Linked DNA regions of Mus musculus: region 2 is linked to region 1. A link is a loop called in an ENCODE intact Hi-C map of the cell type or tissue named here. Cell type or tissue: heart. All regions are shown on one strand. Each heading gives the region's core, and the rest is flanking DNA. Links, peaks and the distances in the headings are about the cores only. Region 1 overlaps Gm37323 (a long non-coding RNA gene). Region 2 has its middle 79 kb from the start of Mrpl15.

What was found. Peaks named below come from ENCODE experiments on the same cell type or tissue, not always from the same donor. Only the 100,000 strongest peaks of a DNase experiment are listed, where the experiment ranks them.
Region 2: it touches region 1 in a loop (1.8-fold over the local background); 1 of 42 quality-filtered maps calls a loop at or near these places.

Annotation. Positions count from the first base shown.
Region 1 is chr1:4,570,176-4,573,088 of GRCm38, reverse strand. All of the region lies in intron 2 of Gm37323 (a long non-coding RNA gene), which reads left to right. Among named protein-coding and RNA genes, the nearest start is that of Gm39586, 23 kb to the left of the region's middle. In heart, for the core only: a CTCF peak has its summit at 1,353; a DNase peak (open chromatin) is centred at 1,308; H3K4me3 peaks cover 1,135 bases; H3K27ac peaks cover 1,078 bases.
Region 2 is chr1:4,704,947-4,707,859 of GRCm38, reverse strand. No RefSeq gene overlaps it. Among named protein-coding and RNA genes, the nearest start is that of Mrpl15, 79 kb to the left of the region's middle. In heart, for the core only: no CTCF peak of the experiment used is centred there; a DNase peak (open chromatin) is centred at 1,409.

The sequences.
Region 1 (2,913 bases), core at 161-2,660:
AGAAAACTGGATAATGGCTTAGTGGTACAGTGTTTGCTTAGTGTTTCCAAGGCCCTGGGTTCAATCTCCAGCATTTTGAATATAAGGTAATAGACTTTTAGATACCTTTTTTTTTCTATTTGTAAAATTATAACAAACAAAATTAAAACAGGGTACTGGAGAGATGGCTCAGAGGTTAAAAGAACTGGCTGCTCTTCCAAAGGACTCTGGGTTCAATTCCCAGAACCCACATGGCAACTCACAACTGTCTGTAACTCTAGCTCCAGAGGATCCAACACCCTCACACAGACAAAGCAGGCAAAACACCAATGCATATAAAATAGAAATAAATTATTTTAAAAAGAAAGAAACCTGAGGCAGTAAAGTAATTATTTTACCTCCTATATCATGAAATCATTTACTGGCTTCTGAAAGAACCATTTGCTCCTTTTCACTCTGAGGAACTTTCTGAAGGGAAGGAACTTTCTGGTACTCCATCTTATTGGGAATGTTCTACTAGGAGCAGAATTCTTACATTGCTTGTCCATCTGTTGAAGGTTTTAGGAGGAAACTGTCGACATAAATCTGACTTCTGTAGATTTGAGTTATAATCTGGACACGACTAGAAAGGAAATCTTAATAAATATATTAAGTTTTATTTTATATATATGTGAGTGTTTTATTGTGGAAATGTCACCAAGCATTTTGATCCCATTTTCCCAGAGAAACTTGACAGCCTGAAGAATAGGGAAGCGGGAGGAGGGGAGAACAAAAATCAAAGCCCCAGCCTTGAACTCCTTTGTGTTTAGAACAATGTCTAGTTGAAATCAAACAATATTGCTGCTAAATATGTCTAGAATCGTCCTTGGTGAGGGCTCCCGTCATACTTGATGGAAGGCTGCACAGAAGAGGCAGGTGTTGGCAAAGGTGATGAGAGAGCCCAGCGTTGCAGTGCGGGCAGCAGGGCTCAGCAAGATACTGTATCTTTGCAATAACTCTGTCATCGCTCCTGCAGGCCTGCAGCTTTAAAATTCCGCGCCAGCGCTCAGTGAGCTGAGAACAAAAGCCCGGCCAGGCCGGGTGGGCGCAGCTCGTAAAAGAGAAGTCACGAAGTCTGGTGCTGTGGCCAGGTTTCCTGCGGAGGACTAGGCGTGGCCGCGCCTCCGGGAGGGGACAGGAGAGGACGGGAGGGGACGGGAGGGGACGGGAGGGGACGCGCGCCTCCCGGCAGGCTGCATTACTGACTGGCTCGCAGCCAGGGAGCCCGACGCCAGCGCGGCCCGGCGGTGGGAGCGGTCGCCGCGCCGGGACACAATGGCATTATCTCGGGCCAGCCGCGGCTGCAGAAACGCGCGCTTCCTGTCCTTGCCCCGCGGCACAAACTGTCCGCCAGGCGCTCGCCGCCCCGCAGGGCAGAGACGGCTTGTAGCACCTTTTCCCTGGGAACTGCAGACGCTGCAGCGCAGCGGCCCATTGTGCTCACCCCACCCCGGGAAGGAGCACAGTCCCACTCGCTTGTAGAGCTCCCTCGCTCCCAGAGCAGCTGGCGAAGCTTCCTATGGAGAGCTGACTCAAGGGGTTTTAAATACTTAGATACCTTCCTCAGCCTAAGCATCTTGCGTTCTTTTTCCCACTCATAAGGGTTTGTTTGTTTCGGGCAAGGTCTTTCTGTGTTGCTCAAACTGGTCTGGCACTTGTGATCATCTAGCCTGGGCCTTGCTTCTGCAGGAAAAGTGGGCAATGTGACTCACAACACTTACTGTTGGTGCCTAGTGGTCAGCTTTTAGGGTATTTAATTTACAGTGCTTGAGGTGGATCCCAGGGCCTTGCGCCTTCTAGCTCTCCATCACTCCTGGCCACTGACCTTTAGTATATTTGAGTTATTTTCAAATTTATGGAACTGTAAAGCAAAGGTATGGATTAAACTATAAACTTTTAAAAAGCCATTAAGTCCTCTTAGTAGCATTGTGTCAAGGGAAAAAAAAAAAAAACCCAAGAGACTAAGGTGGATTTTTTCTTAATATTAAAAATTATTTGATGTTCTCGGGCTTGGCATATTTTAATTAGGTTATGAGCATTTAGCAGTAACCTTTGCTAGAAAGTTTTGAACTTTGAGCTGCCTGTTCTCAGAAGTCAACAGTTTAATCCAACTGTTACCAGAAAAGCTCTCAAACTTCTGCTTCTGGATCTGCAAGTTATTGGCAGGCTGATGTTGACCGGAACCAGAACTTGGAAGAAGATGATGTTCACTGAAAGAAGTTTGGGACCCTTGGCTGGAGGATGAAACGGAACCCTGTAGGCTGAGATATTTGCTTTGTGCTTCTTGGGATTCCTCTCGGTGCAGTGCAAACCTGATTTTAGATAGAACTGAGGATAACAACTTCTCCCAATACATGGCCTTGACAGTGGTGACACTAGCTGATGGATGCATAGATGACTATGAGGCCTTCCTGGGCAAATGGCAGACCTCAGCTAAAAAACAAACTCAGAGATCCACCTGCCTCTACCCAAGTGCTGGAATGAAAGATACGTGCCGCCACCACCTGGGTATTATTTGTCTAAATCCTCATGTGAACACATTTTAAGTTTTGGACACATACACACACATTCACACACATACAGAGGGTTGACTTATGGGTTACATGGTATTTAATTTTTGAGAACTGTTTTCCAAACAAACAACCTCATTTTCAAGTCTCATTTGGATTTATCAACACCCTCACTAGAATTTTTTTTTTTTGCCAGTCATTTTTATTACATTAGGCTCTTGATTTGTTTCTATAACCTGTTTGCAGAATATTTAGCTTCTGAAGTTCCTGTTTCTAGTCTCTGTCCCTGGCGTTCACAAGGTACTAATAACCCAATTCCTCCAACACATTCTCTTACATCCCACACAATTCCTTGAAGATCACACTTGCAGAATGGGAAAAAGCA
Region 2 (2,913 bases), core at 165-2,664, 130 kb before region 1:
TCCAGTTATTTCAAGAGACCAGCCTATCTCCTAGTAAGCTTAGATAATGATGAAAGGTTGCAGCTCTCAGAGTAACCCACAGTCCACGTTGGGGATGAGGGGTGAGTGTGTATGTAGATTTTCTATTTTCTCTAAGAGCAGAAGTCATAAGCAACAATCAGTGCAATTAAGTTAAAATGTACAATAAAAATAAAGTAAGGGGAAGAGGGGAAAGCCCAGGCAATGAAATTTGAAACATTCCTGAATTATTTACTGGCTAAGGTTAAAAATTTTAAAGTCTGATTTACAAACAGTAAATGGAGACAGGCATGGTGGCATATGTCTTTCAAGCTTGTACTCAGGAGGAAAAGGCAGATAGATCTGTGAATTTGAGGCCAGCCAGAGTAAGTTCCATGACAGCCAGAGCTACACAGAGAAACCGTGTCTTGAAAACAAACAAAATTGTAAATCAACAGTGCATGTTTCACATATGCCCATTTAATCACGGCAAGTCTGAGAGAAAAAAATTTTTTTTTTTTTGTTGTTGTTACATTTAAGTACATATGTGTGTGTGCCCATGTCTCAACCTCTCTTCTTTTCAAGGTATCAGTCATGTTGGGTTTAATCCCACATGATCTCATCTCAACCTGATCACACCTGCAGAGAATCCATTCCTAAAACAGTCCTGCCCATCAACTCTATGCAGATTTAAAACTTTTGCAGATTTTTCAGGAATGTGATAGTTTTAACATTTTCCACACATAGGGTTATGTAGAAGGACAAACGATGCAACTATACTATAATCTCTAAAATAAAAAGATCACTTAATAAAAAAAGGGGGGCGGGGGAAACCCTGGCTTGTAAACTAGGCATGATATTGCATGCCTATAATACTGTAAGCCTTCTTTCAGGAGGCCAGATTGTGAGTTCCAGGTCAGGTTGGGCTACTTAAGACCTGTCTGGAGAAAAAAAGTTGAGCTAGATGTTGTCATTACTCTCTGCCATGGAAACACTTACATTCATTTAGGATAGCAAGCTAATGGATATTAGCAACTGTTTCAAATGCACCGCCAAGGCAGTGCCTGCCTTGGAGTCTGTTTTAAGCTATGATAGTTTAGTGATACAAACCAACTTGGCCAGTAGGTCTATTTATTTATTTATTTATTTATTTTTAAGTAAAAGCCAGAGAAAGGAGCCAGCTAAGTTCAAGGCTGTTCAGATTGTATCATTTTCTGGAACCCATCTTTATTGTTTGGGGTGAGAAGTTGAAGGTTTATTTTTATGTGGCTCTGTTTTTAGCTGCTTACCAGTGCTGAGGCTTGTGGTGGAAGCCCCTTTGTGTGACACATCCCCTGCTTCATTTGTCCCTGGAGCATACCATGTGCCAAGTCATCACTTGTCCCCGGCTAGTTGGCTTGTGTGACAGAGGAAACATCTTGATAACTCACTGAGACGGTTTATGTCAGAGAGAGTCACAGGTTCTCGGACCTCACGGCATCCTTAGGGGTAAGGGAGGAGCCAAGGCCTTCTAACTTGCTTGGCCAGGACTGTTGCTCATCACACCTGATTACACAACTGTGTCATTCAGCTGCCATTTTCTCAGACTTTTATGCAGTGGTATTTGGTAATGACGTCAATTCTTTTCCTGTCTGACCCCTAAGATTACAGTGACTCAGTGCTGGCTAGTCAACCTTAAAGATTAAATCGAGGACATTGGCTTAATGATTTTAGCAGTAAGTGTAAAGGATTTCTCGAGTATGGGGATCATACTACAAAATAGAGCTGAAAATTTTGTTTTATCTTAAAGAGAAATTAGTACAGCTGAAAACAAATCTTAGGATTGTATTTTCCTTCCTTCTTTCCTTCTTTCTTTCCTTCCTTTTGACAAAGCCTTGCTATGTATAGTTCCAACTCTTTCTTTTAACTTTTTTTTAAAAAATTTACTTATTTTAAACTCCAGATTTTATTCCCCTCCTGGTTCACCCTCCGACTGTTCCACATCCCAAATCCCCCCCCTGCCCCCATCTCCACGCAGATGTCCCACCCCCTACTCACACCCCACCAGACCTGGGGCCTCCAGTCTCTTGAGGGCTAGGTGCATCTTCTCTGACTAAACCTAGACCTGGCAGTCCTCTACCCTATATGTTTTGGAGGCCTCATATCAGCTGGTGTATGCTGCCTGGTTGGTGTTCCAGTATGGAAATCTCTGGGGTCCAGATTAATTGAGACTGCAGGTCCTCCCACAGTGTCACCCTCCATCTCAGCTTCTTCCAGCTTTTCCCTAATTCAACCAGAGGGGTCAGCAACTTCTGTCCATTGGTTGAGTACAAATACCTGCATCTGATTCTTTCAGCTGCTTGTTGGGTCTTTCGGAGGGCAGTCACAATAGGCCCCTTTTGATGAGCGCTTCATAGGCTCCGTAATAGTGTCAGGTCTTGGGGCTTCCCCTTGAGATGGATCCCACTTCAGGCCTGTCATTGGACCTTCTTTTCCTCAGGCTCCTCTCCATTTTCATTCCTGAAGTTCTTTCAGACAGGAACAACTATGGGTCAGAGTTTTGACTGTGGGGTGGCAACCCCATCCCTCACTTGATACCCTGTCTTTCTGCTGGAGGTGGGCTCTACAAGTTCCCTCTCCCCAATGTAGGACACTTCATCCAAGGTCCCTCCCTTTGAGTCCTAAGAGTCTCACCTTTCAGGACTCTGGTACATTCTGGAGGGTCTCCTCAACCTCCTTCCTCCCAAGGTTGCATATTTCCATTCTTTCTTCTGGTCCTCAGGGATTTCAGTCCTTTACCCCCACTCAATACACTATCGTGTTCCCCTCTCTTGCTGGCTTAGAATTTGCTATGTAAAACCAGGTTGACATTGAACTTGTGTTTCTCTTGTCTCTGTCTCCTGAGTGCTGAGATGATAGACATATATCAGCAAGTCC